Linked DNA regions of Mus musculus: all the other regions are linked to region 4. The links are chromatin loops, found by intact Hi-C in ENCODE. Cell type or tissue: heart. All regions are shown on one strand. Region 1 overlaps Hdac4 (histone deacetylase 4). Region 2 has its middle 19 kb from the start of Gm35992. Region 3 overlaps Hdac4 (histone deacetylase 4). Region 4 holds the start of Hdac4 (histone deacetylase 4). Region 5 overlaps Hdac4 (histone deacetylase 4). Region 6 overlaps Hdac4 (histone deacetylase 4). Region 7 overlaps Hdac4 (histone deacetylase 4).

Region 1 (4,000 bases), 65 kb after region 4:
CCTGCTGGTCCTGAGCCTGTGACCACTGTCCTAGACTGTTGAAGCCTCTGTTTTGCAGCTTGTGTCCAGCTATGGGATAGAGCTCTGCTCACTCTCCTTTTTTCTGTGCTTGTTCTGGTGAGTGCTCTGGGGTTTTGGCACAACAATCATCAACTTCCCCCTTAGGGCGCCATGCCTGTTTCTGAGTTAGTGTCCATTTTCATAAAGACCAGTGTGAAAGTTTTCACTAGTTGGATAATCAAAGAAAAGAGTGGTTTGTCTTTCCTCTGCAGCATAGAACAGATGATGACAAAGAGCCAAGTCCGACAGCATTCATGCTTGAAAGTGCCATGGTAGAAACTTTACCCCTCGCCATACACCCCATAAATAGCACACAGGGTTGTGTTTAGGATGTAGGGCAATGGGAAGTTTTTGCTTGGATTTTACTGATGACTTGACTCATCAGATGGTTAAGGGGGGAAAGAACACATATGAAAGTGTACCTGCATGTGTGCCTGAGTGAACCTTCTGGGTGCCATGTGGGAACTTACCCTGGTGAGCCTGCTCTGGAAAGGTGGGTTGTACTGTCACCTCTGGCTCTGTGTGATGGAGATAAACAGTGGGCAGATGACCTCCCTTTTGTCTGGCCCTCAGGGTCTGGGGCCCTGGCACTGAAACTCTGGCACTAGTGCTGAGTGCCCCTCTAAGAAGAGAGTCCTGAGATCCCATCCTTGCTTAGGTGGCATTGCTGCTCTGCCCCTTGGTTGGGCATGGGACATATGGCCATTTTCAATGGTGATGCTGTCATGTGACATGGAGGCTCATCAGCTGTAGACTCGTTAAGGGGTGAGGGTTTTTTTTTTTTTTTTTTTTTTTTTTTAGCTTTCCCACAAAGGTCTAATGCCTGAGTGAACTCTAGAACTCTAGCTCTGTGAACAGGCCTCTATTCTTTGGGGGCTAAACTAGGGGCCTGAGAGTCCAGTATGAAATGCAAGGAAGAAGAAATGAGAGGCAAGAGACAGATAGGCTGTTCTCTGTTACGGTGGGACTGCCCTTCCCACCCACTGTTGAGGCATTCTCTCAAGGTAGATTCTAGTGTTCAAGCAGGTTCCTGGGCTCAGGGTAGCTGACCTATCTTTCAGTGAGTAGGGTTCACTTGTCTTTGACAGCTTTCTCTTTTTTAAGCTGCCTCTAGGCTGATGGCTGCATGGGAGCGAGGCCAGCATCAGCAGGCACATGGCAGAAAGTTGGGGGGAAGTGCAGATAGTTGAATGACCTACGCCCACATTAGCCTCCTGACTGCTCAGGTGTTGCTGAACACATAGAAGGCATTTACACCATGTATTTGTTACAGGAAAATACTACCTTGATTAATGGTATAATTAACTGTGTAAGTTAACTTGTGACTTGTCTGAAAGTCTCCTGGCCATGTTATGGGTGTGTCTAGTTTGAAATGCAGAGTACGAATTCAGGGATCCTGGACAAGGAGTAGTCTGCCTCTGTTTTAGAGATTAAGTTAGGCCCCTTTCTGTCTTGCCTATTCTCTAGTAGTTCCTTGTTCTTTTGTCTGTGGTACAAGGAACTCCCAAGGTGACAGAGTACCTCTGCAAATAAGCTGAGGAGGGCTGTGCCAGTGGGTACAGGGCAGACAAGGTGTGGAGAGGCTCAGGATTCTTGCTGGCAGGACTGCGCCCTCGGGTGGAGATCCATTTAGTAGAAGCTTCTCTTTTGGGCCCCACACAGGTGGAATGGCAGGTGTTTCAGGAACTTTCTGCCCCTGATTCTACTGTGACCCTGCGTGTTAGTTACCTTCCTGTATACCTCCAAGGCAGAAGGCATTTCCAGGTGCAGAAAAATTAAATATAGGCCAGAGGTCATTTTGTGTGAAGGTAGGAGGAGAGGAAGGAAGGGGAGCTGGCTCACTTACAGGCTGTCTTGAGGCTTGCTTTGCTTGCCCTGGAGACAGGGCACTCCCCTGGCCTTTGAGCAGCCCAGTGTCTATCCAGTTAGATTGAGTGAATGCTCGTGGCCTGAAGATAAACAATGTCTGGGGCATTCTCTGTGAGTCTTGGGCTGAAACTTTTGTGGCACTCCTCATATCATCTGCTTGTTATGTAATGTGACAACATGGATATGAAATAGAAACCAGATGTCAGGGCAGAGCACTGAGATTCTTCCCAGCAAGCCCGGCGGAGCAGTACTGGAATTTTCTGCTCTTGGACAAACAGATTTGGAGGGGCTTCTCAAATTGAACAGAGATCCTAACTGAAGGTAAAATACCTTTGAACTGCTAAGAAACTTTAAGGGATTTCCTGAGTTCTGTTATATAACTGCTCAGTGGTGTTCCCAGTGACCAGTGCTTTGGAATCAGCTTTTAGTATTTGAACTTCTGGGGGACCATTATTCACAGTGCTACTTCTAACTAGCCAACAGCTTGCTTCTGAAGGGGGTGCATTTAGGAATGAAGTGGGTATACAGTTTGTTGGTACACTTGTTTGTATATCCCCTGAATGTCCCTGGGGAACATTCATGTGTCTCCACTGTGCACAGACAGCCCTGTATAGGGAAGAGAGCTGGCAGGCAGCTCCCAGTGCTCGGGGGTCTTGTTCCGGAGGCTAGGCCTCTGTACTGATGGAGATGGGACTCTCTAGGCTCCGCTTACCATGATGTGCCTGGACTGGACTTTGAGCACATACCTTTGCCCTTTTGAAATGTGAACTGTTCATCACCTGGGCAGAAAGGTAGCTCCTCCAGTGTTAGGAAGATAGCTGGCCCTAAACAACACCCGTTGTGTCCCGAGGCCCTGTTTGAATTCCTATTAGAAAAATTACCAGAGGCTGCTCTAGTTAGTCAGCTGTGCTGTGTCACAGTTGTCAGGTAGCTCAAGGAGATGGAAAAGGACCCTGGCTATACTGGCTCTGAAGATTGCAGCCATCTTCCAAGGGATGCCAGGTCTTGCATTATGTGTTAGTACAGTTTCCTCTGTAACACACACACACACACACACACATACATACATACATACATACATACACACACACACATGCAGATTGTACCTTTATAAACCCTGTTTCACAGATGAGGAAAGTGTGGCTCAGAGATTCAGATGCCTCGCTCATATCCTTACATTATATGGCTAGGTAGAGCCATATAATGGGCAGTCTTAGGCTTCTCCCAGCTTCCTGCAGCGTGATCATTCTCTTCAGGACTAGAGTTGAGAGTAGGGCATGGGGTGTTAGCTGCTGGGTGGTGTGTTCAATTTGCCGATGAGCTGCAGAAGAAAAAAGAGACAGATCTCTGACACAAGCTGTGATGCATATCTGGGTACACTATACAATCCAGTACAACTGCTCTTAAGTCCATGTTGGCTGCTTCTAGTCAATACTTCTTGTGAAAAGAAAATGCAAAACCGTTCCGTTTTGCTCATATGAGCCTGGAGAAGTTATGTCCCAACATTGTACAGACTGTAGTGTAATATCCTAGGCAGAAAGTTGTCTGAGAAGTAGGGCTTTTTCAAGAATACTCTTTCCTGTGGGAACTGCCCTCTGAATCTCAGAAAGTCAGTTAAGATCATGTGAGTTGCTAGAGGTCTGGGCAGGTAAACATGGGAGGCCAGCCACCCTGCAGTATTTGGTCTCTACCCTGTTCTCGTTTCTAAAGCAGCCCATAGTTCCCAGGAGCAGCAGCACAGTTCCTACTTGTCAGAAGGTAGCTACTGTTGTTGGCAGGAGCTGTGGGCCCCAGGAGTCTATGTTGGCTGGGCCTCTGTGCTGATCCAGGCATTGAGCCTTTTGTATGTCAGGGTTTCTAGATCCGTGAGCCTGCAAGATAGAACATGCAGAGTCAGGATAGGTTAGACCTGAGAAAACCATCTGGGCTGCAGTGGCCTCTTCTGGGCCCCCTGGATGCTTAAGGCTGTAATATGAATGGATTAAAGAGGACAGAGCTGCTTACCATGGCTTGTACTTCCTGTTGCCCCTGTTACCATAGGCTCAGGAAAGTATAGATACATGACCCCTTG
Region 2 (4,000 bases), 180 kb before region 4:
TCTTTTAAGACTGTTAATTGGAAATTATTTTCTCTCTCTGTTGGTTTCTTGCCTGCTTCCTAGTTCCTGGGTTTCAGATAGAAGTTGCTGTGGCAATTATCTTAAAGACCATGTATTCCATGATTATTTACACCCCTTTCCCCACAGGAGACTCAGCTCTTGGGCAGTGGACAAGATGAGGAAGATGCTGTCCCTGCTTCAGGGCCCCTCATCAGTGGGAGCACACATAGGATGCACACATACAGAGATCAGACTGCCAAACTGGGTACTGAAGCCCTGTGCCTCAGGCAGTATCTTATCTTAAATCCACCTTTAGGGGACAGATGGTTTTTTGTTTCGGGAAATAACTTTAATGGGCCTTTTGCTGATGCGAAGGGAAAGCAAATATTATATTCTGCAACAGAAAGCTCTAGTCAGCGAGGCGCTAAATTGCTCCGCATAACGAGGTAAGCGCTGTCTCCCTGGGGTGGAACTGCATCTTTGTTGATTATGTTTTCTTCAGGAAATTCTCCTAAATATGGATTTAATCTGAGCTGTTCCTGGAGATGGCTGTTTGTTCTTAGAAGATGTGGGCTGAATACACTCAAGTGTGTGAGTGGATAGCATGCAAAGCCAACTGTGTGTGTGTGAGAGTGTGTGTCTGTGTGTGTGTGTCTGTCTCTGTGTGTATTAGTCTCTCTCTGTGTGTCTCTCTCTCTCTGAGTGTGTGTGCATGTGTGTGTGTGTGCATGTGTGTGTGTGTGCAGTAATACGAGTGTGCAGACAGTGTGGTGATACATGTGTGTGTAAGAATGCGTACTTGTACATATATCTGCATGTATGACAGTGTCAGTGTATGCCTGCCTTTTTGTTGGGCTTGGCATGGCTACTGAATAGCCTCAGGTGTAGGACCTGGGTCTCCTACCTCCCCTATGCTTCTGGTGGCTCTTCTGTCAAGTGAGGCGGCTGAGCTTCCCATCGCTGGGAGAGAACAGAGCAGAATATATAGAGCTGGTTTCCCACATGACCCAGGTGACCCTCAGGATGGCTGAGAGTATGGCCACCAGGGTAATGGTGTGGTCAGGTGAGCCCCTCAGGACTCACAGTACACTTAGCAGTTGCTGGTCCTCTCAGCTCTCCCAGCTGCAGGCAGGGCCTTCTTGTGGCTTGCGGTGATGTGACCTTGGCCATTGTGAATGTACAGAACCTGAGTGGACACTGGGTGGGGCCTAGTAGGGCTGAAGACAGATCCCAAGCCCAGGGAAACAGAGGCTCTTTCCCCCTGCAGAAAAGCCCCACCTCATTCACCATCCAACTTACACTTGTCGACCATTCCTGAATGCTCTCAAGGGCTGGGCAAGGGAATCGGGGTAGGGCACATACTCCCTGCTCAAAGACAGCCGCCCACAGATGGGCTGAGAACAGTCCCTGAGACGGCACGGGAAGGGCATCCGCCAATGTGAAACGGTGTTGATAGTGAGCTGCCCCTGGTCTCCAAATGTCCTGCCAGACCTGGAGAGGGGTGCAAGCATTGGCCTGGAGAGAAGGTTGCTAGGAAACCCTCACCTGGAAAGCCAAGTCTCCATCTCCTGCCATTTTGCTAGAAGTAGCTGAAGTGGAGTTGGGGGTACTTGCATGATCTTGACATGCAAATTTTGGAACGTGAAGATGGACCATTCTCTGGAATCAAACTATAGCACCCTCTAGGAACTATGGAGGCTTTGAAGGTCAGCTTCTGATTGCTGAACAGGATCATGGGGTGAGAGGACGGTCAGGAACCGCTTGGTGGGCAGATGCAGTTCCCAGATAAGACCACAAGGCGGCGCACCAAATCCAATGTGGTTAAGGAGAGCGTGCCATGAATTCCAAGAGTGGAAACATGGGAACTTCCACACCCACGCCATTTCCACTATGGACATCAGGGAGCTGCAGGAATGGCTTCAGGACTTCAATGGTATCCCATGGTCCTCGTGGAATACAAAAAAAAAAAAAAAGTTGTTGCTTGGATATACCTCATCAAAGAGACATACTACAGATGGTCATGGAGGGCACCTTCAGGGCCCCAAGGCTCCCGCTGAGACCATCCTATTGTTGCTGCCCAGTGGGAATCCATGCAGCAAGCCAATGCTAGGAGACTACAGCATGCTGACTACCATGGCTCTCTGACTTCACTGGGGCCACCCTACAGGCTGCATGCTCTCCGTGGTGGTGACCATGGACTTTGGTGTCTTCCTACACTACCCTGTTGAGTAGGGAGGGCTTGCAGGGCCTTGAGAATTCTCTCCTGTTCCAGCTGCTTACACGTAGACTGATCTGGAAAATGGAGCTATCCATGCCTGGCTTGGGATTCCACATTCTCTGCAGTGTCCTTACGGGCATGTATTATTTATTGGAAGAGGTAGCTGCCTCGGGAGTAATTCTCCTTTGTAATTCTCTGGCAGAAGGGGCAGATTTGCCAGCTGCAGGCTTGGCTTGTCAGGGTCTCCTAAGGCTGTAAACCCCTGGCATGTAACAGCCACTCTCTGCATGCCTGCCACATCTCAAAGTTGGTGTGGGGTGGGGGGCGGTAGGGAGGGAGACACCTGACTTGGGCAGATAACAGAAACAGCCCAACTCAAGGACAGGAAGTAGCCCTAACCAGTTGAAGGCAGATGACCACACCCTAACCCAGGCTGGTAACCTCACCCAGATGAATACAGAGAAACATATTCAGAGTCCATGCACACAACCCTGTCCTGATATAAGCAGGTGATCCCTGCCCAATACAGAAAGAAGACCTCACCCAGATGCAGGCAGATGTCTCTGTCTAGGACCCAGGCGGTGGTCAGTCACTCAGTCCAGTCCCTACCTGGGCAACTGTGGGACCAGAGACTGCAGTCAGGATATATTCATGTGACTGGGAGCTGTAGGATGGACCATAGCCCACTGTCCAGCACCCCACTTCTAGCTTCCTACCCCTCATTGCCTTACTATTTAGCTTTAGTCTATCTGGATATGCTGAGGGACCCACAAAGGCACCTTTGCAAGAAGGCCGCCTACCCTCTCAGGATCCCCTGATTTCATCCTTTAGCCATGCCCAGGCTGTCTGATTTTGTAGACATCAAGAGCCTTGGCCAAGTGGTGACAGTCCCTTGGAGGCATTCTGCTTTCTTATCTGCACTCATGCCGCAACAAGTGGGGACAGAGGAAAGATGTCAGGGACCCCAGAGTTCACAGTACATCAGTTCATGGACCTCCTGACACCTCTCCTCTTGTCCCCACCTGTCCTACCTCTCTTGGCAGTGAGAGATAAGCCTGGGGTGCCCACGGATCTTGGCAGGAGGGATGACAGAAGTGCCAAGATCCAGAAAACAGAGTGGTGCAGCTGGAGAGGTTCCCTGGATGGTTAGGAAAGATTTCCTAACCTCAGCAGAGGCTGCCGCAGCCTCCCACGTCTGTCTCTGCCCACAGCATGCGCAGAAGGGAAAGAGTTAGGACCGTTGACAGGGCACAGACTTCAGAACACTCTTCCAGGTGAGTGGGAAGACATTAATAAGGTGAACCTCACAAGGGTTCCCGGTCCCTACAGGCAAACACCTGCAGGTTGCCCACCTGGATCCTCGGAGGACACCCTGTCTAAGCTCAGTTCTTGGATCCTTGGGGTTGCAGCTTCAGCTGCCTCAGGCTTACCCCAGGCTCAGAAGAATGGCTTAGGGTGATTCAAGAGGAACCAGGCTACAGGTCGGAGTATGATCCCATCCCCCACCACACACCTGCAGCCTTTTTAGACTCCAATCAGAAGCAACTGGTGAGGAGAGAGGTAGATACAAGACCCAGACCCAGGAAAGAAGCAACCAAGAGTGGAGAGAACCTAAACCGGTAGCCAAGTGCCAACCGGGGTGGGGTTCAGCAGCCATAGCAAGTCAAATGAGTTGTGGGTCGCTTGCATACTACAGATGGAACCCCACAAGAGTTCCTTGATGAGAATCTGTGTGCTGGTGCATGTACACACACACACACACACACACACACACACACACAT
Region 3 (4,000 bases), 160 kb after region 4:
AAAAAGTCTGATTGGGTTTACACGAAAAAAAATGTCTATTAAATTGAATGTCTAGTAAATTTAAAAGTTGGGGTCAATTAAACTAAGTTTGAGTTAAGTATGTGGCTCAAAACTGAGCATTGGCTTAAAAGTGAACCTGGTTTAAGTTCCAGTTAGAATAGTGGCCTTGCTGTTACTGTATTTGTTTTTGTTTTGTTAGAAAATTTTGTCTGTGTGTCTTATTTTTCTGTGACTATGATAAAGCACCATGGCCAAGGCAGTTTATAGAAGAGTTCCTATATTTCTTTTCTTTTAAAACAGAATTTCCTGTTCCTACTGCAGGCACTTTTATACCAAGAGGCACACAACAGTAGCCTCCTCTGCAAAAGGTTTATCTTCTGGTTATTCTCAACACAATATTTTGTGCTCTCTGTCACAGAATTGGGGGACTCATGGTTTCAAAGGGTGAGCCCACGACCATCATGGCAGGGAGCATGGGAACAGGCAGGAGGCCTGGCACCCGCACAGTAGCTGCATGGGCACATCCTGAGAATGATGTGTGCTTTTGAAACCTCAAAGCCTGCCCCTAGTGGTACACTTCCTAACCCTTCCCAAACAGTTCCACCAACTGGGGACCAAGTATTCCAGTATGTGAGCCTATGCCAGCATATTCTCATTGGAGCCACCACACTGTGGTTATCTTATTCTAAACTGTCCTGTGGTGATATGGATTGCATCTGCCGAAGATCTCTTCTCGGCATTCTCCCTCTACCTTGGCAGAGTCTTGGATATGGTAGTGAGTTACTACGTGCAGATAGCTGACTTTACCCAGTGTAAAGTCAGCTCTTCCAGAAGGCTTGTTATTATGGTCTGAATTCTACACTCAGTGGTGTCTTCTCACTGGACAGTACAGGCCCAGCCCTTGTGGAACCAAGGAGGGAGATTCTTGTGACAGATACCGTGTGTGGTCAAAGAAAGGAAAGAAGCAAAGCTCCGAGTGCCTGGGTCATAAACGGTCACTGACAGTGTTCTGTGGTAATGGGCTGAGGAACACAGATCTGGTTAGTTCTTTCTGCCCTAGCAACATGACCTCAAGATGTCGTGACACACACAGGACCAGCAGCATTGTTCTGGGGTGTCTTTGGGAATCTGGCCATTATTTGCAATCTGTATCTCTTTAAATTTCAGGTTTGCATGTCTTTTTGACTATAACAGGATACTCGCTTTACTTCTAGTTACTAAGGGAAAATACAGAGAGACTCTTCATCAATGACCTACTCCATGCTCCTGAGTTGGGTGTCTCTGAGCAGAGCTAGTTGTTTAGGGCTGTTTCTTGGAATGGATGATTATAAAATGATTGCACTATTATTTTTAAAAATGTCACCATGTTTGCTTTCCAAAGGTGATTAAAGCAGGTAAAAAGTTAACCTGATGCCAGTTGCCTAGTGACCCATTGAGGGTGCATTACCTGTGGACACCACCACCATACCTTTAAGAACTCTCTGACTGACCCTACTTATTCACAGATGTTATTCTAGCAGCCCTAGAGTCCATGAATATGTGGACTATACAATGGGGCTTTCCTAGAATGGCTGGGAGTAGTCTCTTGGAATGAAGCTTAGTACAAAGTGTTATAACCTGATTTTCCCATAAAGGATAGAAAAATGTTACTGTTCTGAAGTTATTATAAGAACTGGAGCTGGGTTCAGTGGCTCAGTGCCATTGGCTGAGAGGAGCTTAGATCCTGACTTATGTTAGATTTATCTATATATTGACTGCTATCAACAAGGGTGGCCAAGTGAGGATGCAATTTTGAGACTTGGGTTTGGTCCCTTGTCCCATCCATCCAGCTAGGTTGTAACTTGCTGATAACTTCCTCTGACTTTCAGCTGTCCTCCGTGAGACACTGTCCTCTTTAGGGGATGTCTTTCAGAAACAGACTCAAGATAAAACTGTGGAAGTACACATGCCAACCTCATATCAAACTTTCAGAGTGTTTTCACACTCCTTGTCATTTCGTCTTCATTGTGGGGCAATACTGCTGCCCCGTGGAAGCATGGGGAAGGCAGCAAGCAAAGTGTGTGGTGCTTCTGTGAGGATAGACCAAGCCAGGCAGCTGGCCTGCCCATCTTCCCTTCCTGCTGTGTCACCTCATACTCTGCTGAAGCATGCTGCCAGCTCAGGGCAGAGATCCACTTTAGAGGCCATTTTAGTGGCTGTTTGAAATATAAACCAGAGAGCCAGGAGTCTCTGCTGGCCTTCTCTGACCGCCCCCTGCACCCACTGTTGCTAGACACAGTGTTAAGCTTTCTGCAAGTGGCCTTTCTGTGGGGAAGGTAGCCATTGTAGGGTCTGGGCAGGCCTGGGCAGTCTTTCAGTGTTCTCTCAGTCTCTTTCTCTAAGCTGTTATGGGGAATTCCTGTACCCTCTCCAGTTAATCTGCCATACACCCGGCTGCAAATGACCTTTGCCCCATGAATCTTCTTAGTAACTGATTTTCTCAGGAGAGCTCTGGAAAGTTTACATAAACAGGGACATAAAGTTTACATAAACAGACAGTGCCACCTGCTCAGTCTGCCCAGTAAATCTTTGTTGCACACAACCACAGTTGTGACTGGACAGCTCTGAGAAGTCTTGAGGCTCTAACCTCTTCTGGCTTACTTCTATAGCATTAGGGAAGCTAGACTAGGAAGGCTCACTCGGCAGGTTGTGGAGGTATAGCATAGGTGAGAACAGAGCTATAACCTCTGTCCTAGGGGCTGGGGCTAGGTTAGGTCAGCCCCAGGGTGTCTGTGTAGGTATGGTAGCCTGAGAATTTGCCTGGGTCTTCCAGGATAGCCCCACAGGACAGGGACCAGCACCTCTTTTATTATGCCCATGGTATGAATAAGTTGGTGGCCCTGTTTATTTTGCTCATGCTTATGTTTTATTGAAAGTAATCTGAGTGGCTCAATGCCTGGGCCACACAGGTTTGACTGTTGGGGTGGAAACAATTATACAATTGCTGTCACTTTTCCATCACATTCTTGATATGATGTGACTTGAATTTCCCATGCTGAGTAAGTGGCATATTGTGATTCTGATTGGAACAAACTCAGAGCAGTTTACAGTCCCACCCCCTCAGTCTACCCAGTGCTGTAGTTGACTGTGGAAGCTGGTGATAGACAGTCTTGGGAAGAAATCCAACCAGGGAGCTGTAAGGCCTGTGGTTAGAGGGGAGTACAAGAAGGCCTTCTGTGTGCAGCTTGGGCACTTCTAGAAGCATGAACCTTGCAATGTGTGTGTCAGGATTAGCTGTGGCTGCACTAACCTCCTGGCAGCACTATATGTAGTTCATGAAGGTTGGCTTAAGCTCCTCTTTTGAGTGCTCATCCAGCATCAGAGAGATTGGACATATCTCTGGGTACATCTATTTGTCTTCCATAAAGTCTTGCTGGAGATGACATGAGGCAGCATATGAAGTGCACACACTCCATGTGTGAAGTGGAACCATCTTCACACGTGTTTACTGAAACCACATTTGTGTACATTCATATGCGCACATGCTTGGACCTCACAGCTAGTTCATATATTCAAGCATATGCTGAAGGATTAGCTGTTTTCCCATGTGGGCATCATCGAAACTGCTTAGGAGCCAGTCCACCTAAGGTAAAAACTTTATTAGGCTGCCTCTTTGCTTTAGTTTCCTCTTTTAAACTGTTCTTTCTTAGTCAGGGATCTCTAAAGGAACAGAGCTGATATGGTGGAGATAAATATTTTACACACACACACACACACACACACACACTAAAGGAGGTTTAGTAGACTGGCTTACAGGCTTTGGTCTGGTAGTCTCATGAGGGAGAGGCTAAGAATACAGTAATTGCTCAATCTCTGAGGATAGATGTCTCAGTAAGCCCAGTCTGGCACAGAAGTCCTGATCTTCAATCTGTGTTGGAATCCCAAAGAAGTAAGCTATAAATACCAGCCAAGGAATGAATGTATCAGTAACAAGGCAGATGAATTTGCCATTGAGAGTGAA
Region 4 (4,000 bases):
TCCGCGCCCCCTTAGAGCATGAGACAGGCGCTCAGGCACACTGTATTGACCCGGGCAGCGCCGCGGGCTGCCAAGGAGGTCTGTCCACGGCTTCAATCAGTTCGCGCACCAGCTCCCTGCTCTTTCTAAAACAGCAAAAGCTCTCAGAGCGGGCGCCTGGAGAGTCTTCGGTACGCCCCGCTCATTAGAATTGACAATGCTGGGAGCCAATGGGGTTTGGAACTTTTGAGAAGGGCGGACGAAGGCGGAGCCCCTTCGCAGCGCCCGCGAAGCGGGGCTGGCTGTTGGGCTATTGTGGGGCGGACTTAGGACTCTCGGACCAATGGAAGGGCGGCTGAATTCTTGGAGGCGGGGCCGAGCCGTAATTGACGCTTTCTTCATTAGAAACCAGGCAGGGGGCGGCGCCCACGGGGGGAGGTGACGCAAAGCCGTTGTAGCCAATGGCTGGTGGGCCGCCGACGGGAGGGGCGGGGCTGGGGCGCCTGACGGGCGTAGGGCGCGGCCTATCCCCGCGCGGCTCTGCGCTCGAGGGGGAGCAGCATCATGGTTCAACGTGGGTCAATTTTTTGTGAATGAGGAGGGGAGGTTGTGGGGCCGCTGCCGCGGAGCACCATCCCCGCCGCCGCCCGAGCCCGAGCCCGCGCGCCTGCTCGCGCCGCCGCCGCCGCGCCGCCTCACGCCCGGCCCGCTCAACGCGGCTGCTGTCGCCGTCGCCGCCCGAGCCCGCCCGCCCGCCGGCGGCGGCGCAGGCTGAGGAGATGCGGCTCGGAGCGCCGGAGCAGGGCTAGACGCGGCCCGCCGCCGCCGCGGTAAGCCACCGGCCGTCATTGTCCGCGCCGCCCGGTTGCTGGCGGCAGGTGGACGCCCGGCCCCGCCGAGGCCTCGGGGCCCTGCGCCGCGGGCTGGCGGGCGGGAGAGCGGCCTGCGCCGGCGGGCGGGCAGGTGGGCGCGCGGGGGCGGGGGCCGGGGCGTTTATGTAACTTTGTCAGCCTGTGAGTTTGCAGAAAACGCCCCTCGGCGGCGGCGGGCGGCGGGGCGGGGGCCGCGGCCGGGCCCGGACCGTCGCTGGGCTGGCGAGGAGCTGCGCTAGCCCCGGAGACGACCGGTGTCCACCCTGAGCGAGGGTTCCGAAGGCACAGCTTGTAGCTCACACAGCGGGAGTCGGTCGGAAAGGCCGGGTGTGGAACCCGTGTTCTCCTTTAATGCACACCGAGAATTTGTTAATAACTTGCAGCCGCTGATAGCAGTGTTTTGGTTATTGCATGCTGTAAATTGACCTGCTGTGACACGATTTTCAAATAAAGCGTCGCAGAAATTAAACTTAAGTTATTTTAGAACTAATGACTTTCTTAACTAAATCCTAATTGCATTACTGTAGAGACCTACCTAATTGCTTTCCGAGAGCCACTCTGCCTGCCCGGGGAGGAAGGAAAGGCCTGTGTAGTCACTTTGCCTCCCTGCTTTTCTCTGCTCAGGCTTTTCTGTCTGTTCCCACAAACCACCTAAGCATTTAAGGCCTGCGAGTATTAACGTGTAAACAGCCATGGCCCTGTCGCACTTTGGGGCTAGGGGGATGCTGGCGGCTTGCACCTTGACCTGGTTTCGGTTTTTCCTCCGTGATATGATCGAGGTTGCCAGGAGTTTTAATTGCTTCTGATAATTCCGTGCATTATTTCAGGACCGGCTTGATGAAAGCTAGTGTAGTGGTTTCAAAATCCACCCAGAAAGAAGGTGATGGTGGTGGTGGTGGTGTAGGTAGGTGTAGTGCTTGTGGAGAGGCAAGGAGGTTGAATTAAGAAAACTCAGCTGCTTGTACACAAATATACACTATAGCAGTTACAAGGCAGCAAAAGTTATTGCAGAATTTTGCAGTCACTATGGCAACACAATTACTCCATTATAATTGGAAATGCAAAATGCCACCCAGTTAGAAGTTTCATCAGGATGGAGTTTTGGATATCAAAAAATATGTGAGATTTAGTTAAAAATTCTCATTTTTTTCCCCCAGGTAGCTTTGCAGCTCTAGTCTAGGTTCAATTGTCTATTTTTAAGACCCATCCGCTTTCCCAGATCTGCCACTCCTCGGGATCTGTGGCATCTTTCCCCAGAAGAACTCCCCGTTTGTGTGGGAGGGAAGTATTTTCATGCTTTAAAAACACACACCCGACACACTGTAAGACTTCTATGGTTTTCTGTGTTCTGGCTTTTCTTTTAAAGATCAAATGCCTTCCTGAAGAGCAGTAATCACCCAGAAGAGGCTGGGTTTGCTAGAAGGCAGAGGTAACACTGCCCCCTTTAGGGGTCTGCAGGCTGCTTACAGGGTATCTGGGAGCCCTGTGGGGGAGAAGAATGACTGTGAACTGCAGACGGGGCCTGGATAGCCTAGAGACCAAGGACAGATGTGACCTAAGCAGCCCTAGCAAGAATGTCTGTGGTTAGCAACATCAGAGAGCTGTGCAACATATAAAGCCCCCAGATGGCACCTTCTCAGAAGCTAGGGGCTGCTGCTGGTGAGGTGGGCAAGAGAACATAGCACTCTATCTTCCTGGGGCTCCTGGCTCCTAGCTTGACTTTGCTTTCAAACCTGTGTTAGGAGGATGTCCCTCTTGATGTTTACCAGAAGAGCTCTGGTGCTGGAAGTTTCCACACGTCGTGGGGCTGCTGCAGCTTAATTTCGTTAGAACTCTTTCCTTTTAACTACTGCATATTTTTGCCCAGTAATCGACTTCCATTTTCCAGCCTCATTGTGAGGTTTCAATGCAGCATGAACGGCTTTGAATTCCAATCCTTTGATGTTGGGGGTGGCACCAAAGGAAAGGCGACTTTGTGCCGTCCTAATTGCCAGAGCAGAAGAAAATTTCATCACTCCTGTCAAGCCTTGTCCATGCCATTTTCTATTGAAAACGGCTGGTTTTTCAGAACTCTGAAGCTGCCATAAGTAATACATTAATACCTGATGTAGGGAGCCAGGGAGATGCAGAAATGAGAGACACCTGCTGCACGGGAAGATTGGGGTGGCGTGGGGGGGCTCAGTCCCAGGACCAGGGCTTTTGATGTCTCTGGGCCCTGGGGTGACTATGCAGGCTTCAGAGGGTGAATCCAGAGTTGAGCTCATGTCCCATTGGTTGTAACCCAGTCTTGGGGTAGGGGCCCCAAAGAGATTTTTGGAGTGGCTTTGTCTTGGTCTCCAGTGACCATCCAGTGTCCTGCTGCTCAGCCAACTCTGGGCCTTAAGTGTGACACTGACCTTTGAGGTGCAGGTGACGGAGGGGGGCAGAATCAGAAGTGCTGCTGCATTTGAACAGACCCTAGTCCATTTCTGCAGAGTGCTCTGAGCTGTCAGGAGGTCAGTTGTTTGCTCTTGGGCTCATGTGAGTGAGCAGGATGGGCTTTGTTTAGGGTGGAATGTGGTCTGGCATCTGCAGCTGCTCTTGGCTTTGCTGCTGCCCTTGCCTCTCAGACATGCCTCCGTACTTCCTGAAAGGCCAGACTGGGGTCCACACAAATGGACCCCACTGAGACCCTCCATGTAACTGGACCCGGTTAGAACACTGTAAGGTCCTGAGTAGATGAGAGTGTCTTCCTTCCCTGGATCAGGAGATTACACAAGTCAGTAGCAGATGTTTAAATGAGCACCCAGTAAGAGCCATGGGCCATTCTTTGAGCACTTTCCATCTTCGTCTCCTCTATTGCTCCCACAGCTACAAGAAATAGGTGATGCTACACACCCTTGATAGCAGGGATGTGAGAGGAATGGCAGCCTTGAGTCCCAAAGGCTGAGCCTTTCTTTACCTCTGCTTTGGGCCCAGGATGAGCCTGTGTGGAAGGTTAGTGTTATTGAGTTGTTTGGAAGAGCACAGCTACTTTGAGAAGATAATTTGGAATACTTTCCCAGTATGGTGTTAGGTTGTCTGCCCTTCTGAGCTGTCACCGCTCTGGGTTTCATTTGAGTCAGAAAAGTGACTTTAATGTCTTCGTTGTGCCTTCTGTGTAATGTTGA
Region 5 (4,000 bases), 150 kb after region 4:
GAGAAAGGTGATGTAACTTACCCCAGGAAATCAAGGCACATTAAATAGCTTGAGACATTTAACCAAGAGAGTGGCAAGTTTAAGGATCGTATATGTGAGCTCAAAATAGGGGGACAGTTAAAACCCCAGCATGTAGCAGCAGCTGTTACCTACTGTGCCCCCTGAGGACTGAGGAAGGAGCTTACCCTGAGGTTCCTTCAGGAAGTCTTCCCCTTTCTAAACGGAGATGGCTCACTTTAATTCCTTACCCTGAAAACATGGAAATAATGTCGTTCTACAAAACTGGCCTGATAACTTTTTCATCTTGTTTCATTTTGTAATAAGAGGTTAAAAAGGCAAGGCAAGGAGAGTAATCCAGTCCTTATCCCTGTGTGTGAGAGAGCCCCTGCCCAGGGAGCAAGCAAAGCTCAAATAAAAGGCTTCTAATGAACCTTGCTTGAGCCAAGGTGTGGAAAGTAGAAACATCCCTTGCCTCACTGATGAGGAGGGCAGAAGCCTTGCTGATCCTACTATGTGTGGTAGGAGAGATTAGCTCATGGGCCACAGTGGGCTTCTGTTGGACATGAAGATCCAATTGCCTTTTTGGTTGCTTGGTGGCCCTATGGCTGGGCAGGCTGTTAGACCAAGGCCTACTTATTCCTTGGGCTCTGTCTGCTCCTACCCTTTGACAGTTTAGCTCTGGCAGATTCAGTGGAGACCAAAGGGCTAGGTCAGAAGTCAGTGTGCTGTCAGAACCTGTTGATGGGTACCAAGAGGATCTGTGTGGTGGCTCACACCTCCCTTCTGAGTCCTATGGACTCTCTGCAGGAGAGCTGTATCTTGAGGCCGAACACCAGGGTTCTGGTGTTAGAGTTCTCCCCAGCTTTACTCTATGGACAAAGCAGAGTCCTGGGGCCAGAGCTCTAGTCATTTGGTAACCTAGGCCAGCTTTGGGACTTGCTGGGTGGGAGTGGCAACGGGAATGCCAGGGACCACAAGCACAAGGTACCTTTCTTATTCAAGTCTATGTGCTCAGTATTGTCAGTTAGTTTACCCAGGAAGAAGGTTTAGGGGATCTCTTGGTTCAAGACTACCCTGTATCCGTGAGTAGAAGACCCTAAAGGCTTAGCCAGAAGCAGGGATACAGGATAGCCACATTTAGGTCTCTGATCAAAGTCAGGTTCCTAAGTTGCTGACCATCAGCACCTTATGGCCAGGGTCTGGTTCAGGCATATACCACCAGTGTTGTCCTTGAACTTCCTTCTAAACTTGAGTTCCTTCCAGTAGGCAACGTTCTTGCCTCCTTCCCTTGGATTCAGTGCTTATGTATAGGCAGATGAAGCACAGCAACCAGAGCAGTGTGGAGGGGCTTTCTGGAGGGAGGACATACAGGGCTCTTGCCCTAACCCAGTGAATGTCTGCATAGCCACCTGTTTCCAGGTGCTGTATAGTGAGCAGCCCTGCACTTTACTTAGAGCTTTCTAGCTCCCACAGAGCCCATTCTTGACACACTGCTCCAGCCTGCAGTAGGAGTGGTGCTTCTTCATCAAGTTGGTAATTTGTTCTTTTATTGTTTATTGTGTTTTTAAAATTTTGTGTGTATACATATGTGCATTTGGGTGGTAAGTAGGCGATGCATGCTATGATACATGTGTAAAAGAGGATAGCTTTCAAGAGTTGGTTCTCTATTTCCACTGTATGCATCCTAGGGACTGAACTCCAATTGTCAGATATGGTAGCAGGTGTCTTTACTCACACTGAGCCATCTCTCTGGCCCTGTGTTGGTCATTTAAAACGTACCTTTCCTCCACATTGTTTCTCACACTTTAATTTGGAATCAATTTTGTAAGCCCTGAGACTGACTCGGCTTCTGCTTTAAATGAGAATCACAGTGGCCTCTCCCTTGGCACAGTGTAAGTGCAGAAGCCACGCTGATGAACGTTCATGCTGCCCGCCAGGAGCACACTTTATTGGCTGCAGTTGGTTGGGTAAACATGTTTTTCAAGAGGGTGCTCATTTTACCATGGCAACAGGCTCTTCACTTGAGTGTCTATCTGGACCACTTCTATGGCACACACTGTTCTTGAGGCTCACACATAGCTCTGCAGTGGCTTCATTCAGAGAAGGGGCAGAAGCAAAGTACAGGCGGTTTGTCTGTCCAAGTACTGGCACTTGGCTTCTTGCTTGGCTAAGCGTAGGCTTTTACCAATATGACATCAGATGGGCCTTTGGGTCTGCAGTGGGGTCCTTTGAGAGTGGGGCCTCTCATTTTGACAAAGTGTGGGGTAGTAGGAACTTGATGCAAGTATGTTTCCTCGCCAGATCTCTCATTGCTGTTAAGATCTTTATGCTTGAGGACAGAGCCCTGGGATCTCTGAGCTTTGTGCGTTGAGCCTACCAGGCCTTCGGCCAAGGGACACCAGATGCCCTTTGGACCACCAACACACCATGATAGTTACATCTAGGCTTTACAGGGAAAGAGGGACCCGTACCTCAAGGCTAGCTTTGCTGACATAGTGAGCCACTCTCCTGTGTTGTGCTCTCTCTACAGTGGACGTGGCTACAGCGCTGCCTCTGCAAGTGGCCCCTACAGCAGTACCCATGGACCTGCGCTTGGACCACCAGTTCTCACTGCCCTTGGAACCTGCATTGCGGGAGCAGCAACTGCAGCAGGAACTCCTAGCACTGAAACAGAAGCAGCAGATCCAGCGGCAGATACTCATTGCAGAGTTCCAGCGTCAACATGAGCAGTTGTCCCGACAGCATGAGGCACAGTTGCATGAACATATCAAGGTGAGCAGCAACCTTGGGCTGTGCCATATGTCCTTCTGTCCATGGTCTGTTTATCTCCGGAGAGCTTAGACATGTGAATCAGGTACCCTCTGGGTGATGTCTGCTTCTTCTTCCCCGTGGTTGGTATGATTTTATCTAGTACTGAGGTATAGACAGGTGACAGCTCCTTTTTCTGTGCCCAGGATGGGCTTTATCCATCTACTACATAGTCCCATGAACCAGGTACTTTCTGGGTGACATCTTCTCCTTCTGTTCCAAGGATTGGCATCATCTATGGAATGCTAAGACCCGAGAACCAAATACCCTCTGGGTGGCACGTGATTCCTTTTGTCCCCAATGTACAGTCTTACTCACAAAATGTCAAAGCCCAGGTACCAGGTGACCCTCACTTTAAGGCTGTTCCAAATGTCCTAGGTTTTATGCATCCTGAAGAGGACTCAGGACCTCATTGTATAGAAGTTGCCTTCTAAAAATACATGTAGGGAGATAGCCAGAATTTCAGATTAAATAAGTTGAAAAGAAACCCACACAAGTGGTATGTAGATACATGGTGAAACTGGCAGACCAGGAAAATCTCTACTGAGAACCATGTTGAGCCACACTGTCCAGTAGAAACTATACTTGCACTCGTCACAGTAAAGCAAAAAGCCTCCCACACGAGTTGTTCGAGTTGCCCACAGCTGTGTAACAGAATCACACAACACATCATAGCTTTGGTGACAAACAGTCTTTACTGTGGCAAGGGATGGGTCCTGCCCTGAGTGTCATGTTATTGTACTATGTTGGTCATGCTATTCGCATCTGAGGCCTAGCTGGGCTTAGAATGAAGGATATACAGTCAGACATCGATGTCCTAGTCCAGTCATTGCACGGAGCAGCTTTTTTAGACCCGCCTTCCCTACCCAAGAGAACAGGACCAAGATGGAGTCCCAGCATCTAGAACCCCTGGATTGGTATTAACCACTCCACAATGCTGCCGTAACTAGACCAGTCTTATAACCTGTGGGAGGATCCTGGGCAATGACTCCTATCTATATAGGCTATACTGTAGATTCCTAAGAGATAGGCTGCATAAGGTTTAGAGGCTGCATTGTCACTGGTTTAGATAGCAGAGCCCTGCCTTCCCTGGTGAATAGGCCCAGTAACAGCTCTAGGTTCCCTTTCAGGAATGTGTGCTGAGAACATTGTTCTGCTTGGGCCTTGTGAGAAAGAGAATCTAGAAACCTCA
Region 6 (4,000 bases), 210 kb after region 4:
AACCCATTCAGACCCGGACCACCTGGTACCTTGGACAGTGCCCACCTAACTGACCTGCTTGCTGCAGAGCCTGGGCAGTGACTACGCAGGCAGGCCTTGAGGGGACCAACACCTGCCATTCCTAGAAGTCAGTGTAGCACAGAGGCCACCCAGACCTCAGTGCCATTGTCTTACCTTTTCGCCTTTCTATCCATAACTTGGCCCTATGGTGTAGCCAGTCTTCCTGAGCTGCAGTGTTGGCCAGTGCTGGGTCTCTCTCTGACTATGCTTTTATCACGATCCTCTCGTACCAGCTTGGAAAGGGGGTGGGATGAACTTGAACCAAGAACCAGTTCTGCTCTGTTCCCTCCTAGGAATTCTGCTGCTATCTTAGGGCCACCTTCTGGCATTGGGTGGCTCAGCCCTGGGGACTACTCTGACTTAGCTCTGCTCCACTGTAGGTCTTGTGTATGACACACTGATGTTGAAGCATCAGTGCACCTGTGGGAACACCAACAGCCACCCGGAGCATGCTGGGAGGATCCAGAGCATCTGGTCCCGCCTGCAGGAGACTGGACTCCGTGGCAAGTGTGAGGTATGGGGTCTATAGGGACAGAGACCCCTTCCACCTTGTTTGTGCCAGGACATGGCCTCCAGCCTGCGGTATTCATATTCTCTACCAGTCTGTATTCATGTTGTAGTAAGGGAGAGGGTTCAGGAAACATTGCCTATGTATTCTCATCTCCATCCATTCTGTCTGTGGCCTTTTGAGAAGCCTGTCTTGGTTCCTTTTCTATTGCTGTGATAGAATACCTGAGGCTTATACTTTATAAGGCAAAGAGGTCTGTTTACCACCTCACAGTTTTAGTAGCTAGAGGGTCAAAAACAGAGTACCAACATCTAATGAGAATCCCCTGACTAAGCCACAATGTAACAGAGAAGCAGAAAGGAGACAGCTTGCTGTGTGAGCTGGCTTTTCCCTGTGACAGCCTGTTCATTTGAGAACTAGTTTAGGCATACAGGTCTGAGCCATAATAACTTCTAAGAGTGAAGTCCTCATTTCCCAGTCACCTTCTGCCAGATCTGCAGTGCCAGCACTACCATATTGGGTGTCTAGCCTCTTCTCCATGAGCTCTTGAGGGCACATTACCTGCTTCCTTAAGATTCGGTGTCTTCTACAGAAGATGCTCCACTCTGCTCTGTTCTCAAACCCACATGCCAGGCCGACTCCCCTTGGCTGTCCCTGCCTTCTTCCTAGCTACTTCTCAGCTGCTCCCTGTGGCTGACCAGTGTGTACATCCATGCTTATGAAGTGAGGGAAGGATCCAAGACCCAGAGTGAAGACCAGCCCACATGTCCCACCAGCCCTGTCGGCTTCATGAGCCCGTGTTCTCCTGTTGTACGTATCAGAAAGGTGCTCTGGGGATATGCGGAGAACTCTGGACCTTTTCCTCCTCAGAAGGAAAGTTCTGTGAGGCAGTAGCCAGTATAGAAAGTACCCCTCAGCCTGGTTAGCTTTGCCTCTGGTTCCTTTATGCCAGTGTCTCTACCCAAGGAGCTGTGTGGCAGACATTGGGTTGTCACTCTGGGTATTGGTACTCAGTTTCCCCAGGTGCCATGCTTGCCCTCAGCAGGGCTGGCCTACCTGCCAGTGGGTGTAGTGTTCACCCCATACCTGGCCACAGCAGAGCAGGTCACATAGAAAAGGGCTCTGTCCAAGATCATGTCAGGCCTCTCTGGGTTCCTGTGTCATGACACAGCAGGTATGCATTCCCAGGCCCTGTGTACTCAGGAGTCCTAAGCTCTGAGGAGAAAGGATGAATTTGGGTAGGGCAGAGACAGAGACCAGGGTCCTGTGCCTGGGAGCTGTTAGCCTCGGGTGAGCCTTCGTTCCTTTCCCTGTGCCCTAAGGCTGGCATCACCTACCTCCTAGGATTGCCTGCAGTACCTGCCACAGGAACCTATTGTGTCTTCTCCTCAGCTAGAAAAATCCCTTCAGTCCTGCACATCAGTATAGGTTAGGGCACAAGGAACCTCAAAGGCCAGTAAATACCTCATGGAACAGCAGTAATTTCTGTTTTCTCTCAGTGGGCTCACCTGCCTTCCCTTATGCACTGGAGAATTCAGAGTTTAGATTTAGCCCAGGGCTCACATAGCCCTTGACTCCCTTACCACCCGTATTGTACCTCACTTTTGAGGATGTCTCAGTATCAGGCCCACACCTGCTTCTGAAGTCCCTCTGGATAGAAGATGATGAACAGGGGTGCGGTGAGGCCACAGGCACCTGCTTTGGAAGTCTGTCCAGAATGCTATGCCACTGGGGGGCAGCATTGACCAGTGTACACAAGTCGTGAGAAAAATCTCCTCTTTGTTGAGCTGGCCTTGCAGGATGAACTAACCATTCTGTGTGTCCAGATGTTGCCCTGAGGCAGCCTTCAGTTTTCAGCATTCATCAATTTCTTGTCCCCTCCCAGGAAAGTACACGCAGGCAGAAACTGTGAGGCATATTCTCAGCCAAGAAAGCAGGTGGAGCCAGGCAGGGGTAAGAACACAATAGATAAAAGCAGGGTAGCCACATCTCCTCAGTCCTTACTGCCTGTGTGGAGGCACAAGAGCACAGTAGCCAGCTCCTAGTGCAGCACAGAGCACAGTGTGTCACCATGTTCAAAGTGTCCCACAAAGGGCTAGTGTTGAGGGGATAGTAGAGCAGTGGCTTGAGGCCCCTCGAGAAGGAGCTCAGGCAGTTCCCTCACTTTAGATACTTCCTGCTATTTTTAAGCCCAGACCTTGGTTTTAGAAAACAAAGTAATAATTTATTGAAAATTATTGTGTGACAGTAAAGGGGGTCATGTTAAAAAGCAGAATTCTCTTTTTAAATGTTTTTCAAAGCTATGATTAAAATATAAGCCATCTACAATATTTTGAAATGTGATGTTATGTGCTGTTTTGTTTTCCACTTTTCAGAAAGTCAGTAATGATGTGCCTATCCCCATATTCAGGTTGCATCCCTCTGGGGCAGTGGCCTTGTCATGGTAGATAGAGCTGACACAGAAACATGTTCTCCCCTTGTGTCCCACAGTGCATCCGTGGACGCAAGGCCACATTGGAGGAGCTGCAGACAGTGCACTCGGAGGCCCACACACTCCTCTACGGCACAAATCCTCTCAACAGACAGAAACTGGACAGTAAGAAACTTCTAGGTACTCGAGACCTCCTTACATCCCTACCAGGTTTGATCTGCAAGTGATGTTTCCAGCCCTTGGCTCCTGCTGGCCAGGACAGGAAGGTTGGCTCCCACTAAGGCCACGGCGCAGAGAAGCCTAGAGCACAGTCAGCTCTGGAAGCTGTTCAGGAATGCTTACGGCCAGGGGTACCCAGCCCTTGCCCTATTTGCAGTTCCTTTCTAAGACTGCTGAGGGGAAGGCTCAGAGCAGGCCTGGAGAGTCCCTGGCCTGGCCACACTGAAGCCATTGGTTAGACTCGGGAGCTGAGTCTTGCCCCTGTCAGTCAGCACTCCTATGGGCAGGTTCTTGCTAGCAGAGACTCATCCTGCATCAGCAGAAGGGGCTTTATCAAATAAAAGTAGGCTTTGACAAACTGTGGGGCCCTATGTAATCCCAGAGTGCACTCTACATCACCAACCTGGCTTACCCCACAGACTCCAACTGCTCAGAGACAGTGATTTTTGCAGTGATCCAGAACTACAGGCAGTAGAAACAGAGACAGAGCTAGAGTTTCTTCTGGTCTCTTCCTTGAGACTCTGACTTCAGGTCGTGGTCCCACAATGGGGGTTCTTGGGCTGCACTAAGCCTGTCTCCCTCTCACCCTCTCTAGTGGGCCCTTTGAGTGCTTGCCTTCACCCTCAATCAGGAGACAGGGGACCCCTCTGCGGGTACTCAGCCAGTCCAAAGAGTACTGCCAGTGAGGGCTCCCAGCAGACATGTTCTCCAAGCTCTTGATGCTGTGCTCACACAGAGCCCTTCTGTGGTGTAGCCTGGTCTAGTGATAGTACCAAGGAGCA
Region 7 (4,000 bases), 78 kb after region 4:
GGCATGCTTGCTCTTTAGCCTCAAAGCCTTGGCTTCCACCCCCAGAACCAGAGTAAAACAAAGCCCAAGCAACTATGAAGGTATAGAAAGAAACCCTTTGCTTCCTTCACCAAGGCCCTGGCTTAGTTTTCTGTCCAGCCTGGGCCAGCCTGTGTGGTGTATCACTGTCCCACACCACATGAAGCATGCCTGTCACAGGCTGCTTGCTCTCCTCTACCCTTAACATTCATTCGTGCCTCTGCTTTCCTCCTCCTCTTCCTCCTCCTCTTCGCTCCCCCTTTTCCCCTCCCCTACCCCTCCCTCTTCTTCCTCCCCGTCTCCCCCCATGGCCACCTCCTGCCTGCCCTGGTAGCTAAGTAGTGTCCTGATTGCTATCATCCTGTCCCTGCTTCCAGACAACTCTGCCCACAAAGTAGATAGGATTGCTTATATATCTTCTTTTGCAAGTTGTTCTTCCAAAAACTGACATTACCCATTCCCCTATAATGATGAGATGGGCCTCATGTTGCTCCTCCCTCTAGGTCCTCTGGCTTGAAGTGTCACCCTCTTCTGAAGGGGAGGTACCTGTGTGGTGAACTTGGTCCTCCATGTCCTCTTGGATAATAGCATGAAGGGTACTTGTATTTGGACATCAGTGTTGCCTGACCTACAGTACTTGGCGTGCTTGCCAAAGTGTGTTGTTTTATTTGAGAATTAGCAGCTCCTGTAGGATGATTGGGAGACAGGCTGGTGATGAGGAAGGGTGGCCTGGCTCCCTCTATAGACATTTCTGTGGGTGGTTTGCTATATTTTTTCTTATGGCATTTGAAGTCTTCTCTCAGTGTTTACCCCCAGCAGGTGCTTATTAGTAAATGCCCATTGCCTTGGTTTCCACCAGGAAGGAAGAAAGGAGGGCAGGTTTGCTGCCTCTGGGGTCTTCAAGCCAACCACTTAGAGTGTTCATGGAGCATAGGCCAGTATCTCAGTGTGGGCCTTGAGTGGATCCAGAGAGAAGACAAATAGAACAACCTGGGCAGCAGCTACAAGACACCAGAAGGCCTGAGTTCTCCCTGCTCCTCAGTTCCTCGGGGTAGCCAGGGTCTGGCCTTCCTGCTTCTCTGGAGTCCCGCCTTGTGTCTTCACTCCTTGGGCTCGACTGTGCCATGTTTATTAATCTTTGGGTTGGGCACTTTATTTCTAAAAGTGAGTTTTCTGCAAGATGCTTAAAATTCTTCACTAACATTGGGAAAGGATCAGGTCTTAGCCAAACTTCTGGAAAGGGAATCTCCATCATTCTAAGGACAGCTACTATATCGAAATCCTGGGACCCTAAAGTTCAAAAGTCAGCTGGCCTCTGCTATTTCAAGGAATCCAAATTCCATAGATCTCAGTCCCTTCATAGGCCTCTGTTGGGGGTGGGGTTGGAGGCTCTGGGTTCCTTCAACCCCCAGGCTAGTAGCTATTCCTGGTATATTACTGTAGGGATGTTTGGTTGCATGTTCTTTAAAGTAAGGCTACATACATCTAATGGGGCTTATTGTTTATTGTGATGTGATAATTTAAAGTTACTGACTTCGTGCCTGCCAGAGAGCTGGAATGAACTTGCCTGTGGGGTGCTGTTGGGTACCTTTCCCATGTGGGGTTTGGTCCCTTGTAGGCTTTTTTTTTTTTTTTTAAAACAAACAAACAAAAAACAGTTAAAGGTTTTTGTGAAAGATGGCCTCACTGGCTGTCTTCTATTCTGCCTTCCTCCTCTAAAAGGAGAAAAAACAGAGAGAGAAATAAAATTTTCTTTCTTTGGTCCAATGGCTGTGCCTGTGATCACTGGTCACTGGACCTGACTTCACTCATTACTTTGTTTGAATCCCCAGATAGACTTTGATTTGCTTTTCTGGAATAAAGATAGGTGATTTTAAATAAAGTTTTGGTAGGTCTCTGTTTCCAGGCTCTATGCCTGTCCGCTGTGGTACAAGGCTCTTGTAGTGCATCTGGGTCACTGCCCCCAGTCCATCAGATTCTTGGATTCTCTTGGCCCCTGCCTCAAGGACGTCTGTGTTTATGGGGTTGCTATTCTCTCTCAGAAGCTCTCAAAAGCCTTTGCGTCACATGTCCAGCAAACAACAAATGCTGGCCAGAGGTTGTGTTCTCACCCAGAGCACTGTGCCAGAGAACTCTGCTTTCTTTGGAGCCAGGACTGGATGAACCTGGACCTCAATGCCTGTGGGCCAGACCAAAGACAGCACTTGGTGCTCCTCGACAGGCAGTGCACAGGGTCACCTGAACTGTTGACACTCTTATACTGCACCCAGGTTCCCAGCCACCAGGGGCCAGACCTGTCTCTGTGTCCCCACTTCTTTCAGAGAGCTGAAGTTCCAATCCCTCCCACCCCCAGCCAGGCTTTTGCCCCAACAGCAGTGTCCTACCCTGATCTGCTGCCAGGCTGCAGACAAAAGCCTGATCAGTAGTCATGAACTCTTGCGAACAAACATTCCTTCTTCTGGGAGGGCAAGGCCTACTAACTCTTTTGAGTCTCACCCTTTCTCTAGAAGGTGCTAGTGGACATTTAAGATCTTCCTTGATATCTTCCAACTGGGGACGTCGAGTAACCAGATGAAAAGCACCCACACAGATAGCTCTAGTACACCCACTGCCAAAAAGGGCTACGAAGCAGAGATTACCCTAAATTAGGAAGATGATTGTTGCTGTGTTAATTGTATGCTGTCTTCTAAAGCTGTTTTTGTACTCTAGGCCCTGGCAGCAGGCTGGCTGTGGGTTCTCCCATGAGGTATTACATACTGGCACCCGCACAGCCCCAGTTCAGGGAGGGGAGTATGTGCCTGTTTCCAGAGCCACCCAGCTCCCTAGTCTCTCTTTAGGTGATGAGCTGACCATCTTTCTTTGTATTTTTAGACAGGTTTCATGCTGTTGTGCAGGCTAGCCTTGAACTTTGAACCCTCCTGACAGTAGTTGGGATTGTAGGCATATAATACTGCACAAGGCTTTATTTAACTTTATTAAAATCTCACTCCAGTCTGCTCTGGTCTTCTCAGTGCTCCACCCCCACACAGGTCTTTATCACAGGAGATGCAAACAAACACCCTTCTATTTTAGTGTGCCCGTCGTCAGTGTCACAGCTGTTGTGGCTTGTCTTGTTGGCCAGGAAGGCAGTCCTTGGCCCCGCAGCTGGCCCTGGAAGCTCACACTTGGCCTGGCCAGCCTGGGCCAGTCATGGCAGGCCAGGATGACTTGCAAGTCCGTTCCCTGCCTTGGTTCTTGGCTTTCTCACAAAACTCCCAGGTCCTTGTGTTGGTGATCCTTGTGTTCCATTGCACAAGGCCCAGGGAGCCTGTGCAGCTGAGTCCTTTGTTAGTAGTATAGGTTTCTGTTTGAGAGTTACCCCGGGACATGCAGACATCCTGTGGGACATACATGATAAAGTGGGGTGGGCACCCACTTCTGAGCAGCTCTTTCCTTTCAGTTTTCTTGCTGTCTAGATTATTTATTCTGCCAATCATATTGTATAAAGCTTTTCAAATTGAGAACCTTAATTTGTAATTGATGGGACTCAGAATCCCTTGTCTGTCTAAAACTCTGTTGGAAATCTCAGAGATCTCCCCCTCCTCTTGTTATACACAGAAAGAAATGTCCTTCAGCAATGAAAATAGATGTGCCTTGGTTTGTGGGGTCCCTGTGTCATTGGCACTGGCTGTCCCCATGGTCAGCTTTTTGGGAAGGCTTCTCTTCCCCACGTGAGGATTTAACTGAGCATGGAACCATGTAAGAGTAATAATACAGGAAATAATAGCTCATATTTGGAAAAGAAATAACAAATTTATTAAAAACTATTAGTATATTCTTAGGTTTTAATTTAAAAAGTGGATTTTTCTCTGATTACTGTCAAGCATGGTTTTAAAGACATTATTTAGTACAAGAAAGATTATATACAAAAATGCTTCTTAAATTGTACTGTGGCTGAGCCAAAACTTAACATTTTTCCTTTGGTGGTTTATCTTTTATATTT

Evidence for each region. A loop is a pair of places that touch in the nucleus more often than their neighbours do. Peaks named below come from ENCODE experiments on the same cell type or tissue, not always from the same donor. Only the 100,000 strongest peaks of a DNase experiment are listed, where the experiment ranks them.
Region 1: a loop joins it to region 4, with 4 times the contacts of the local background. A loop is called at or near these places in 12 of 42 quality-filtered maps.
Region 2: a loop joins it to region 4, with 2.5 times the contacts of the local background. A loop is called at or near these places in 12 of 42 quality-filtered maps.
Region 3: it touches region 4 in a loop (1.9-fold over the local background); 8 of 42 quality-filtered maps call a loop at or near these places.
Region 5: a loop joins it to region 4, with 2.2 times the contacts of the local background. A loop is called at or near these places in 3 of 42 quality-filtered maps.
Region 6: it touches region 4 in a loop (2.5-fold over the local background); 3 of 42 quality-filtered maps call a loop at or near these places.
Region 7: a loop joins it to region 4, with 2.2 times the contacts of the local background. A loop is called at or near these places in 12 of 42 quality-filtered maps.

The regions. Positions count from the first base shown.
Region 1 is chr1:92,111,478-92,115,477 of GRCm38, reverse strand. The region is part of intron 2 of Hdac4 (histone deacetylase 4); the gene reads left to right. Among named protein-coding and RNA genes, the nearest start is that of Hdac4, 67 kb to the left of the region's middle. In heart, a CTCF peak has its summit at 1,706 (motif pointing left); DNase peaks (open chromatin) are centred at 1,187 and 2,047.
Region 2 is chr1:92,358,299-92,362,298 of GRCm38, reverse strand. No RefSeq gene overlaps it. Among named protein-coding and RNA genes, the nearest start is that of Gm35992, 19 kb to the left of the region's middle. In heart, a CTCF peak has its summit at 1,787 (motif pointing right); a DNase peak (open chromatin) is centred at 3,235.
Region 3 is chr1:92,014,561-92,018,560 of GRCm38, reverse strand. All of the region lies in intron 4 of Hdac4 (histone deacetylase 4), which reads left to right. Among named protein-coding and RNA genes, the nearest start is that of Gm46242, 140 kb to the right of the region's middle. In heart, CTCF peaks have their summits at 584 and 2,032; no DNase peak of the experiment used is centred here.
Region 4 is chr1:92,176,811-92,180,810 of GRCm38, reverse strand. It overlaps Hdac4 (histone deacetylase 4), which reads left to right and starts at 470. Exons shown (of 27, transcript NM_207225.2): 1 at 470-553. In heart, a CTCF peak has its summit at 2,289; DNase peaks (open chromatin) are centred at 320, 1,030, 1,450 and 3,380; H3K4me3 peaks cover 2,508 bases; H3K27ac peaks cover 2,534 bases.
Region 5 is chr1:92,028,727-92,032,726 of GRCm38, reverse strand. Hdac4 (histone deacetylase 4) reads left to right here. Exons shown (of 27, transcript NM_207225.2): 4 at 2,531-2,772. Among named protein-coding and RNA genes, the nearest start is that of Hdac4, 150 kb to the left of the region's middle. In heart, no CTCF peak of the experiment used is centred here; a DNase peak (open chromatin) is centred at 1,916.
Region 6 is chr1:91,967,517-91,971,516 of GRCm38, reverse strand. It overlaps Hdac4 (histone deacetylase 4), which reads left to right. Exons shown (of 27, transcript NM_207225.2): 15 at 441-574; 16 at 3,059-3,164. Among named protein-coding and RNA genes, the nearest start is that of Gm46242, 90 kb to the right of the region's middle. In heart, a CTCF peak has its summit at 2,290 (motif pointing right); no DNase peak of the experiment used is centred here.
Region 7 is chr1:92,098,865-92,102,864 of GRCm38, reverse strand. The region is part of intron 2 of Hdac4 (histone deacetylase 4); the gene reads left to right. Among named protein-coding and RNA genes, the nearest start is that of Hdac4, 79 kb to the left of the region's middle. In heart, a CTCF peak has its summit at 2,308 (motif pointing right); DNase peaks (open chromatin) are centred at 2,164, 2,774 and 3,214; H3K27ac peaks cover 1,228 bases.